Linked DNA regions of Homo sapiens: region 1 is linked to region 2. A link is a contact called in ENCODE Hi-C or POLR2A ChIA-PET data. All regions are on one chromosome and are shown on one strand. The core of a region is the stretch at or near the end of the contact, and the rest is flanking DNA. Distances in the headings are between cores, read along the strand shown. Region 1 holds the start of RNF126 (ring finger protein 126). Region 2 holds the start of MIER2 (MIER family member 2).

Region 1 (5,679 bases), core at 772-3,271, 320 kb before region 2:
CTCAGAGGTTAGGCCACTTGCCTAGGGACACACAGCCAGTTCGTGGTTTGGCGTCGTTTGAACCAGGCCTGCTGCTCCTCCTGCACTTGCGGAGCGTGAAGGCTGGTGCAGGGGCTGCGTCTGGCAAGCCTCGCCCCTCCCCAGCCTGGGGTTTTCCTGGATTCCCAGGGACGGGGCCCGTGCGCTCTCTGGTGGTCAGAGCAGGAATGACTGGATTCGCGCTGCTGCAAAGACGACTGGAAGGAGGCTGAAGCCCCTGTCCCCAACCTCTGGACATTCAAAACCCTAAATGCAGGCCGGGCGCGGTGGCTTACGCCTGTAATCCCAGCACTATGGCAGGCCGAGGCGGGCGGATCACCTGAGGTCAGGAGTTTGAGACCAGCCTGGCCAACATAGTGAAACCCCGTCTACTAAAAATACAAAAATTAGGCGGGCGTGGTGGTGCCCAGCCTGTAATCCCAGCAACTCGGGAGCCTGAGGCAGGAGAATCACTTGAACCCGGGAGGCGGAGGTTACAGTGAACCGAGATTGCGCCATTGCACTGCAGCCTGGGCAACAGAGCCAGACTCCATCTCTAAAAAACAAACAAACAAACAAAAAATCTAAATGCACAGGCTCCAACTCTTAATTCCTCAACAGTCTCGCTCCAATGCCTCATTTTGCAGGAAGTCCAACTCCAACCAAATCCTATTCATCCCTCAGCCCTGGTTCCAATGTCCTTACCCCTCGGAAGCCCTCTCTCTCTTTCCCCAGGCAGAGCCAGAGTCACCCTTGAGTTCCACGCTCCTGTCCAATCTCATGGGACTGGGGGTATCTGCGTGCATTCAGCATAGGGTCTGGTGTGCAGTAGTTGCTCAATGAGTGTTGAGTGAAGAAAGAAATACACGCATGAGGCCGGGCGCGGTGGCTCATGCCTGTAATCCCAGCACTTTGGGAGGCCGAGGCGGGCGGATCACGAGGTCAGGAGTTCAAGACCAGCCTGGCCAAATATAGTGAAACCCCGTTTCTACTAAAAATACAAAAATTAGCCGGTGTGGTGGCGGGTGCCTCTAGTCCTAGCTACTCGAGAGGCTGAGGCGGGAGAATCGCTTGAACCCTCGGCAGGCGGAGGTTGCAGTGAGCCGAGATCGGGCCATTGCACCCCAGCCTGGGTGACAGAGTGAGACTCCGTCTCAAAAAAAAAAAGAAAAAAGAAATGCATGCATGATTGGGCCAGAACTAACCTCAGAAATGATCCTGGCCTGTGCTGGGTGATGATACCGTTTCTACTGATTAAATTTGGAAGCAGGGGTTAGGTTTCCTGCCTTCTCCGCACCCGAGAGGCGCCTGGGCCGTCAGCCCGTGGAGCATCTTGGAAACAAGGCCACAACCCACAGACCTCAGCCTCTGTCTGACCCCACGGGTCCCAGTGAGGCCCAGACAGCGCCCTGAGCCCCGGGTCTGCCTGTATTCCGCAGCGCTGAGGGAATGCCTGCTGTGTGTCAGGCGCTGCTGCGGGTCCAAAAATCCCTTTGCTGCGCAGCTGACCTGACAGTGCATCGGGAGGGAATCAGTGCCACGGAGCAGGAGGGCAGCAGAGAAGACCTTGTAAGCTGACATTTGAGCAAAGACCTGGAAGAAAGCCACGCGGGCGTCGGGAGAGCGCTGCACCGGGCAGCGGGCGGGGGAGAGGGCGCCTGGCGAGCCCCAGGAACGGTGGGGACAGTGGGCTGAAGTACCGTGAGGGGAGACGGCGATGAGGTAGGGAAGCACTGAGGGACACGAAGGCCTGGGCAGCTTCGGGAGGGGAGGAGGGCCTCGGCCCCGCCCCGCGCACGCCCCGCTTCTCGTCTCTTCCGCCGCCTGCTTTGGCCCCGCCCCCGCCGGAAGCCCCGCCCCCGCTTGGAGCCCCGCCCAACGGCCGGGCCTAGTTTGTCTCTCAGCGGCCACCGTCGCCCGGGCCGCTGCCCGCCGAGTACGCAGCTTTCGCCGCTCCCGCGCCCCCGCTCCGCCCCGCGTGCCGTGCGTGCCGTGCGTGAGCGTGCGCGGGCGCGTCGGCCGGCGAGGGAGCAGCAAACGGCCGGCGGCGGGTGCCGCGCGGGGGGCGGGCGGCGCGGAGTAGGTGGCGGCGGCCATGGCCGAGGCGTCGCCGCATCCCGGACGGTACTTCTGCCACTGCTGCTCCGTGGAGATCGTCCCGCGCCTGCCGGTGAGGCCCGGGCCGGGGCGGCGGGCGGCAGGGTCTGCGCCGCAGGCCTGAGGCAAGGCCGGGGCCGGGGTGGGGGTCGCTTGCGCCCGCCTCTTGCGCGAGCTGACCACGACGGGAAAACTGAGGCTCGGGGCAGCGCCGGCCCAGGCTGAATCCGCGGGGAGCCCGGGCGGTGCGCGCGCGAACCCCGTCCTGTACATGCGGGAGACTGAGGCCCGGGCGGGAGGCAGGGCCTGGCCGGAGCGGCGCAGCGGGATCGCGGCCGGGTGACCCCACATCCGCGGCGTTCCCGACCCGAGAGGCCGCGAGGATCCCAGGTGGGATCCCTAAGCCCGGTGAGCCTGGTTTTGCAAACGGAGAAACTGAGGCCCGGCGAGCAGAGAGAGGGTATTGCCCGGTGGCGCGGCGCGGGGCAGGGGCTGGGCCTGGCGGGGCTCGGACCCCGAGAATAACGCCAGGGGACCCCCGCCGAGCGCGTGGTTGGGGGCGCCGGCGCCTCGCTGCAGGCTCGCCTCGTGGAGCCCTGGCCGCCGCCTTGGAGGCAGGCCCAGGCCCGGAACGCCCCAGGCACTGTCCCGGGGTCCGACCGCGGCCCGCCGGCGGGGCTTTGTGAGCAGAGCCTGCGTTCCTCCCCTCCCGGGGCTTGGCTGCGCAGCCCACCCTTCCTCCAGGTGTTTACAGCCGCCCCTCACCGAAGAGGACCCTGGGCCTGGGCGTGCCGAGTGCTACTTCCTGCTCGTTTAGGGCAGTGTTTCCCACGCGGACCTGATGTCACCTTGGGGGAGGTGGGAGCAGCGCTCGTTGAAGGTGCTATTTCCAGGCCCCTTTTCCAGGGTTTCGGAGTCAGTAGGTGTGGAATGCGCTCAGCAGTCTGCATTTCTAATATTATTTTTAGGAATGGGGTCTCCCTGTGTTGCCCAGGCTGGTCTTGAACTCCTGGGCTCAAGCGATTCTTCTGGCTCAGCCTCCCAAAACGCTGGGATTACAGGTGTGAGCCACCGTGCCCGGCGGTGGTCTGCATTTTTAACCCGTGTTGCCCTTCGCCAGGCTGACGTGCAAAGTGGTGATTTAGTCGAGCCACCCGTGCTTTATAGATGGGGAAACTGAGGCGCGTGGTGGCTCAGCGGGAAAGTGGCAGAGCCGGCTCAGTCGGGAGCCGCTTGGCCAGCTTGAGGGGAGCAGCCGCAGGAGGTGGAGGGGTCTGGACTCCCCACCCTGTGCCCAGGGGAAGAGGCTGCAGGCATTGAGGATTTACTGTGCTGTGTACGTAGCCGCCCGGCTGTTGCTACGCTTTGACCCGTAAGAGAAGTCCAAGCCCCCCAGAAGCAGTGCAGTTCCCCGGGAGTAGAGACCCAGGAAGGGGCTGGAGGGAGTCAGGAGAAGCCGCCTGTCTCTGGGTCACAGAGGAGGAGCGAGTGCTAGAGTTGGGGCATGGCGGGAGAGCGGGGCCAGGCCCAGGAGTGGAAAGAGAGAGGTGTGGTTTCCTCTCTACTGAAGCCACAGGGCTTCCCCTCCCCAGCAGGAGGAACAAATAAAGTGAAATCTCGGGTGTGGGGCGAAGGTTGGGGAGCTGAGACTGAGCCTTGCCTTACTCCTCTGTCTCCCAGGGGTCTCGCTCTTGCCTCTTCCAGCTTTCTGTCCCCACTGGCCGTGGCAGGAGAGGCTGGTTGCCTGACAGCCCGCCAGCCTGGGTGAGTTGCAGGGCAGCCCCTTGCAGCCCCTTGAGCCCTGGGACAGGCCTGGGAAGCCCCTGGGAAGCCTGGAGTGGTGGCTGTGGGGGGCCGACACTGCCTTGACTCGGCTGCACATTTAGCTGCTCCTAGAGCCCGCACAGGACTGGATCCTGGTGTGGTGGAGCCACTTCCTCGCCCCGTGGCCTTGGACACGGAGGACCTTGACCTCCTCCGACTGTCACTGGGCCTGGGGAGGGCCTTCCTGTAGTGAAAGGAACTCTGTGGTGACAGGCCGCTGTGGTCTTTGCCCTCACAGAATTTACAGGCTGGCCAGGGAGCCAGCATGGAACAGTGATTGACAAATATTTAATCATGGACGTTGGTAGATTCCTTAAGAGCAAATAACTGCAGAGAGGGCTGCGGGGGCCTGCCCGTGTCCACCCCGCGGGTGATCCCAAGGGCATCTGCTTGTGCCTTTGGAGCAGGACGCAACAAGGCGCCCGTAGACAGCATGGCAGTGTCAGAACTTCTCCGTACGTGGCAGGACCCTGTCTCTACAGAAGACTAAAACAATTAGTGGGGTGTGTTGTTGCACTCCTGGAGTCCCAGCTACTGGCGGGGGCTGAGGTGGTGGGAGGAGCGCTTGAGCCTGGGAGGTGGAGGCTGCGGTGAGCCGTGATGGTGCCAGTGCACTCCAGCCTGGGTGACAAGCAAGACGCTGTCTCAAAAACGAATTTTTTATGCTGGGAAATGGGCACACCTGGCGTTTGTTCTGGGGAGGGACGGCTGCTCCGTATCTGGCAATGGGGAAAGTCCCCAGCCACAACCAGTGCCCTCGAAACGGGGCGTCTCTGCCGCTGGGGAGCTTGCCCGGCGGCTGAGTCAGGGGCGGCACTGCTGCTGCTGAGACACCTGGGCTGGCTGTCGGGAAGCTCCTGCCTGCCTCTGACGCAGGGGGGACTGGCTGCCATGGGCTGTGTGCCTGCCCACGAGGGCTTCTCCCAGGCAGCTGGGCCGTTCCGGGCCTCCTTTGCTGTCCTGGGCTCTGGGATCAGGCTGAGGCCCCGCGCAGCTGGGTCATTCTCTGCTGGGCAGCCTTGGCCTCAGTCTCCTCACCTGCCAAGTGGGTTTAGTGATGCGATTCGCTCCCCGTGGCATCTGGTGGGCACGTGTGTGCAGAGTGGCCGGCACCTGGCCGCTCTCCTGGTGACTCGTGAGGGTGTCCTGAGCGGGGAGCCACACTTGCGGTCGGGGGCTCAGGCGACGACGGCACAGGGGCAGCAGTTGCCCCCATGAAAGGCTGTGATGAGGCCGAGCGCGGTGGCTCACGCCTGTGGTCCCATCGCTTTGGGAGGCTGAGGTGGACGGATCACCTGAGGTCAGGAGTTCGAGACCAGCCTGGCTAACATGGTAAAACCCCATCCCTACTAAAAATACAAAAGATTGGCCAGGCGTGGTGGCAGGCACCTGTAGTCCCAGTGACTTAGGAGGCTGAGGCGGGAGAATTGCTTGAACCTGGAAGGCGGAGGTTGCAGTGAGCCGAGATTGTGCCACTGCAGTCCAGCCTGGGTGACAGAGCAAGACTCCTTCCAAAAAAAAAAAAAAAAGGCGATGACGAGGGTGTCTGGGTGTCTGAGCAGCAAAGGGAGCGTCAGCCAGAGTGGGGCGTGTGGCGGCAGGAACCAGACAGGCCAGCTGGAGCTCAGGCCACAGGCGGCTGCGCAGACCCAGACTCGAGCCTGCTGAGGAGGCACTGACTGGAGCTGTGACTGTAGGGTGTGGGCGAGAGCTGCTGAGGGCACTGAGCCCCCAGGAACC
Region 2 (5,064 bases), core at 1,585-4,084:
TGTTGTTGTCGCTGTGGTTTTTTTTTTTTTTTTGAGACGGAGTCTTGCTCTGTCGCCCAGGCTGGAATGCAATGGTGCCATCTCGGCTCACTGCAGCCTCCACCTCCCGGTTTCAAGCGATTCTCTTGCCTCAGCCTCCCGAGTAGTTGGGACTACAGGTGTGCACCACCACGCCCGGCTAATTTTTTGTATTATTTTAGTAGAGATCAGGTTTCACCATGCTAGCTAGGCTGGTCTTGAACTCCTGACCTCGTGATCTTCCTGCTTCAGCCTCCCAAAGTGCTGGGATTACAGGTGTGAGCCACAGCGCCTGGCCTGTTTTGTTTTGAGATGGAGTTTTGCTCTTGTCGCCCAGGCTGGAGTGTAGTGGCGCAATCTCAGCTCACTGCAACCTCCGCCTCTCGGGTTCAAGTGATTCTCCTGCCTCAGCCTCCTGAGCAGCTGGGATTACAGGCACCCGCCACCACGCCCCATTGTGGCATTAACATTTCTGAAGAATACAGTCCCTCTTTTGTTTAACAGAATATTCCTTATTTGGGTTTGTCTGAAATTTCCTCATATGTAGATATGGGTTGTGCATTGCTGGCTGGATTCAGTGATGCCGTGTCCTGCTTTGGACACCACATCCAGGTGCACATGGTGTGCACCTGCCCTTTACCAGGGATGCTGAGTTTTATCACCCACCCAACAAGTGGCTTCATTTCTCCACTGCGACTAACAGTCTACGGAGACAGACTTTCAGACCTTAAAATATCCTTCACTCTTTTTTTTTTTTTTTTTTGAGACAGGTCTCACTCTGTTGCCCAGGCTGGGGTGCAGTGGCACAATCACTGCTTACCGCAGCCTCGACCTCCTGGGCTCAAGAGATCCTCCCACTTCGGCCTCCAGAGTAGCTGGGACTACAGGCACATTATCGTCATGCCCTCTAATGTTTAAAGTTTTTTTTTTTTTTTTTTGAAACAGTGTCTCACTCTGTTTCCCAGGCTGGAGTGCAGTGATCTTAGCTCACTGCAACCTCTGCCTTCCCAGGTTCAAGTGATTCTCTTGCCTTAGCCTCCACAGAATAGCTGGGATTATGGGCACTCGCCACCACGCCCGGATAATTTTTGTATTTTTAGTAGAGACAGGGTTTCACCCTGTTGCCCAGGCTGGTCTCAAACTCCTGACCTCAAGTGATCCTCCTGCCTCTGCCTCCCCAAGTGTTAGGATTAGAGGTGTGAGTCACCGTTCCAAGCCACAATACCCTTCTCTTCACCCAAGTCCTCATTTGACATCTATGTGATGATTCTTGCCAAGCCCTCTCCTAAGAGTCTTCCCTCGTTTTGCCAGGTGGACTCAAGCCCTTGTCTTCGGGCCCCTCCACCTGTTACAGCACAGCACCTCACTCTCTTATCTGTTCATGCTTCTCCCTGCTTCACAGGACCTCTGGCTACCCAGCACCCAGTTGAGGACTGCATAAGATATGTGTTTAGTTCACTGAATGACTGAATGAATAATAACAAATGAATAATAAAGGAAGGAACCAACTCTTGCACAAATCAGTGAGGACTCTTCAACACGAGGGCCAGAACCCTCAATCTCAATGATGTAAACCAAAAAAGGAGTGAGGGTAGACCCCTCCAGAGTGGTTCTTCTATCTCTTGGTTGGTGAATTCTCAGAGGACTGAGTAATGATTTTGCATCAGGAATCAAGGCTGATGCATGTCAAGTTCTCACTATTCATTGGCTGATCACTGGGAAACAGGAATGAGACTCATTCTCTTCTTCCTGGTCCCCAATTCCCTTCCTCCTGGTCCCCAATTCCCTTCTTCCTGGTCTCCAGTTCTCTTCTTCCTGGTCTCAGTAGGAACCGCCCTCCACTCATTTGCGCAAGCCAGACATCTGGAGGCCATCCTTCACTCTCTCCAGCTTCCCTCCATCAGCGAGTCTTGTGGTGTCCACCTTCTCAAGTCTCTCTGCACTCTGGTCCAGGCCCCACAGCTCCCACCTGGCCCCTGCCTCTTCACGCCCCACCCCTGCTTCCTATCCTCTCTCTGCATCGTGCGCCCCGAAGATTCACGGCACTTATCCGTCTCAAATTTAAGGTGTGGCGAGTCCTTGCCTTCCCATCCTCCACTCTAAACGCCCTGAAGACAGGCGTTAGGGCTGTCTCCTTCAAACCCTCAGGATCAGAACGTGCACGTGTTCCAGAAATGTTCAATCTGCGAAACGACGGACTGCAGAACCAAATGGCCCTGGGGTCAAGCCCACCTCCCTGCCTCCCGCCTTGGGCTCTCCGGCGCGGGGCCACCGTTTCTAAAACCTCTCCGACTGGTGCGCGTTCGCAAGCTCCCCGATTGGTTCCTCCGCGCGCTAGTTTGCTCATCACGGGTGCGAAAGTGCAGAAAATTCCAGAACCACGCAGCCCGGACACCAATTCTGGCTCTATCACTGACACTCTGGGTGGCCCGTCGCCCTGGGCCTCAGTTTCCTAGTCTGCCACGCGGGGTATTAACAGCGAGCAGCCGAGGGAATGAAGAGGTCACACAGGACCACGTGGTCCCCACGCAGGTGTGATTATCAGGAATTCGTATTTTTATGGAATGCAGTCTCCTCCGCCAAGGCCAAGGCCAAGATCAGGGTCCAGCAGAGACGGCCGGAAAGACACCGCAAGCTCGCCAGAAGCCGCCGGCCACGCTCGGCTGCGCGCCCGCGCCCGCGCCCGCGCACCTACTACGCGCCCGGCCCGCTCTCCGCCCCCTCCAGGCTCCGCCCCCTGCCCCGCCCTCCAGGCTCCACAGCCAATGAGTGCGCGGCCCCTCATCCGGGGATCCCGGCGCGGCCACCGCCTCCCGCGCACACACGGCCATGGCGGAGGTGAGTGAGCGGGCCGGGGGAGCCGGCCCCCCGCCCCCGCGCGTCCGCGCCCCCCGCCGCCGTGGCTCGGCCTCGTCGTGGGCCCCAGGGACGGAGAGCCCCGCTCTGGAGCTCTGAGGCCGGCCGGGGCGCCTGGCCCGTCCGGGGCCGGAGGGGCGCGGGGCTCCATCGGCGGCCGCCCCCGGCCGGCCCCCACCCCCCAACTCCCCCGGCTGCCACATCGCGGGCTGCAGTGCGCATGCGCGGCGGCGCGGGGCGGGCGGGGGCCGGGGTGGGGGAGGGGAGGGACGCGGGGCGGGGCTGGTGTCGGGGGTCCGGTGGGCGCGCGGCTCCGTTCCAGGGTCCGGCTCCGGTTCCCGGCCCCGGCCCGGGCCCCGCGGCGCGCAGGCCTCCCCTCCCGCGCCTTTGCCAACTTTGCCGAGTGCTGGGGCCGCCAGGCGCCCCGCGCTCCCCATCGGGATCCCGGTGGACCCACCGCGCCTCCGCCGCCCGCGAGCCCCCCGGCGGGGCTGGGTCAGACCCCGGGCGGGATTTGAACTCCCGACGCGGACCCGCCTGGCGCGAACTGGGCGCAGGGTGGGTGGGTCTGCCGGGGCCTAGAGAGCGTCGGGGCTGATCTCAGAAGAGTTGGACCAGCCTCTCCCGGGCACGAAGTTACTTCTGGAGCCTCCTCCCTCGTCCAGGAAACAAGCCCGGGACCCTTTATCTGAAATGTTTGGGACCAGCTATATTTTGGAATCCAGAATTTTTCCAATTTGAGGATCTGTGGGATTTTGGACTGTGATGTTTGATCAAACCCACCTAGGACTGTCTAGGATAAGACAACAGATAGCTTCGTGTCAGGTCAAACCAGGAAGGAAGAAACTTTCGCTTTTGAAGCTTTTTTTGATTTTGGAGTGGTGGATGAGCCTGTGTGGACTTGCTTTCACCTTGGAGGGCCCTGGTGAAGATGGAAAGAGATAATGTAGGTGAAGGTGCGGCGGCTGCGAGGTGCTCAGTCAGTGGGACTCAGTGCATGACTTCTGTGCGCAGAAGTTACGACAGGCGGGCAGACTCAAGAGCTGATCCTATCTCTGGGATAGAGCCCAAAGGAAAAGGTGCCCACCCAGCCAGGCACAGCCGCCTCGTGGGAAGCCGGGATTGGAACTGCGGCCTGGCCGTGGTGCCACGTTGCGTGTTTATGTCTTGGGCGTTGTGGGAGGCAGGACTGGCCATTCTCTCCCCCTGGTGACGACCTCAGGGGCAGTAACAGGCCCTGTGTTTATGCCAAAGACGGTGTAGGTGTCTCGATACTAGGCCAGACCACCGGCCAGTTCCTTCATCGAGAATTAGTTCTTCTTGAGACGCTTAGGGAGACTGAGTCCCCATGCAGATGGTGGCTGTCCTCCAGGGTCGGAGGCAGAAGCCGCGTCTCCCAGTGGCCCTGCAGCGACGTGGTGGTCGAATGAGTTGTGCTCCTGGAATCTGGGCAACACACGTGGCCTGACAGGTAGCTCTGTGTCTGGGATGGCACAAGTCAGACTCCCAAGCCAGCCTCCCCCAGAGCTGCCATGTGGCTGTTCTGCCCTGCTCTAGGCTGAGCTCCGTAAATGTGCACAGCAGCTTGTGGTCCGGCTGCTCCTGTTAACCCTGTTTTACACTTTGGGGTGGTGCCCTGTTGAGTGAATTTGATTTGATTTTCTAAGGAGGTCCCGCTCTGTCCTCGGCCTGAGGATCTGGGAGTGAATGGAGCAGACAGGGCCTCTCCTACAGGGATGCAGAGTCTGGTCAGAGAGAGACGTGGGTGGGTTAGGACCAACAAGTATGAGGTGCTGAGCGTGAGGAGCCATGGCAAGCTGTCTGACCACCGGACTTGTTCTGTGTGGTCTTGGGCAGGTTGCCCAGTGACTCAGAACTTCCTTTTCCTCATCTCTGAAATGGGAAGTTTAATGGTCACCCTTCAGAGCTAGGAGGTCTGATGAGGTCCTGCCACAACGGCTTGTACATGGAAGTTGAATCTTGTGAAGTTGACGATATTCCACTGTTTTTAACCCGTAAAAGTGGCAATTTGTAACTTTATAGCACGTGATCAGTACTAGCTACTTTATTCTGTATCAGTATCCCAGAATAATCATAAGCACCACAGTGGCAGACGGGAATGCTTCATACTTTTCTCAGGCATACTAGATTGATCTTTTAAAAACCTAAGAGCACCATCTTTTGCTCCTA

What was found. A loop is a pair of places that touch in the nucleus more often than their neighbours do. ChIA-PET counts read pairs that join two places held with the same protein, here RNA polymerase II (POLR2A). Pooled maps may share reads with other maps.
Region 1: a pooled map shows a loop between it and region 2 (11-fold over the local background). The contact joins the promoter of RNF126 here to the promoter of MIER2 in region 2. A Hi-C loop is called at or near these places in 1 of 37 single-sample maps with no recorded cell type and 4 of 50 pooled maps. POLR2A ChIA-PET finds 5 or more read pairs at or near these places in 1 of 52 experiments (H1).

Annotation. Positions count from the first base shown.
Region 1 is chr19:659,556-665,234 of GRCh38, reverse strand. RNF126 (ring finger protein 126) reads left to right here and starts at 2,021. Exons shown (of 9, transcript NM_194460.3): 1 at 2,021-2,188. The coding sequence starts at 2,114. RefSeq lists silencers at 1,695-2,174, 2,665-2,954 and enhancers at 3,005-3,054, 3,345-3,404, 3,545-3,634, 5,594-5,679.
Region 2 is chr19:342,566-347,629 of GRCh38, reverse strand. It overlaps MIER2 (MIER family member 2), which reads left to right and starts at 2,834. Exons shown (of 14, transcript NM_017550.3): 1 at 2,834-2,856. The coding sequence starts at 2,848. RefSeq lists silencers at 2,490-2,939, 3,010-3,059, 3,360-3,469 and an enhancer at 3,778-4,729.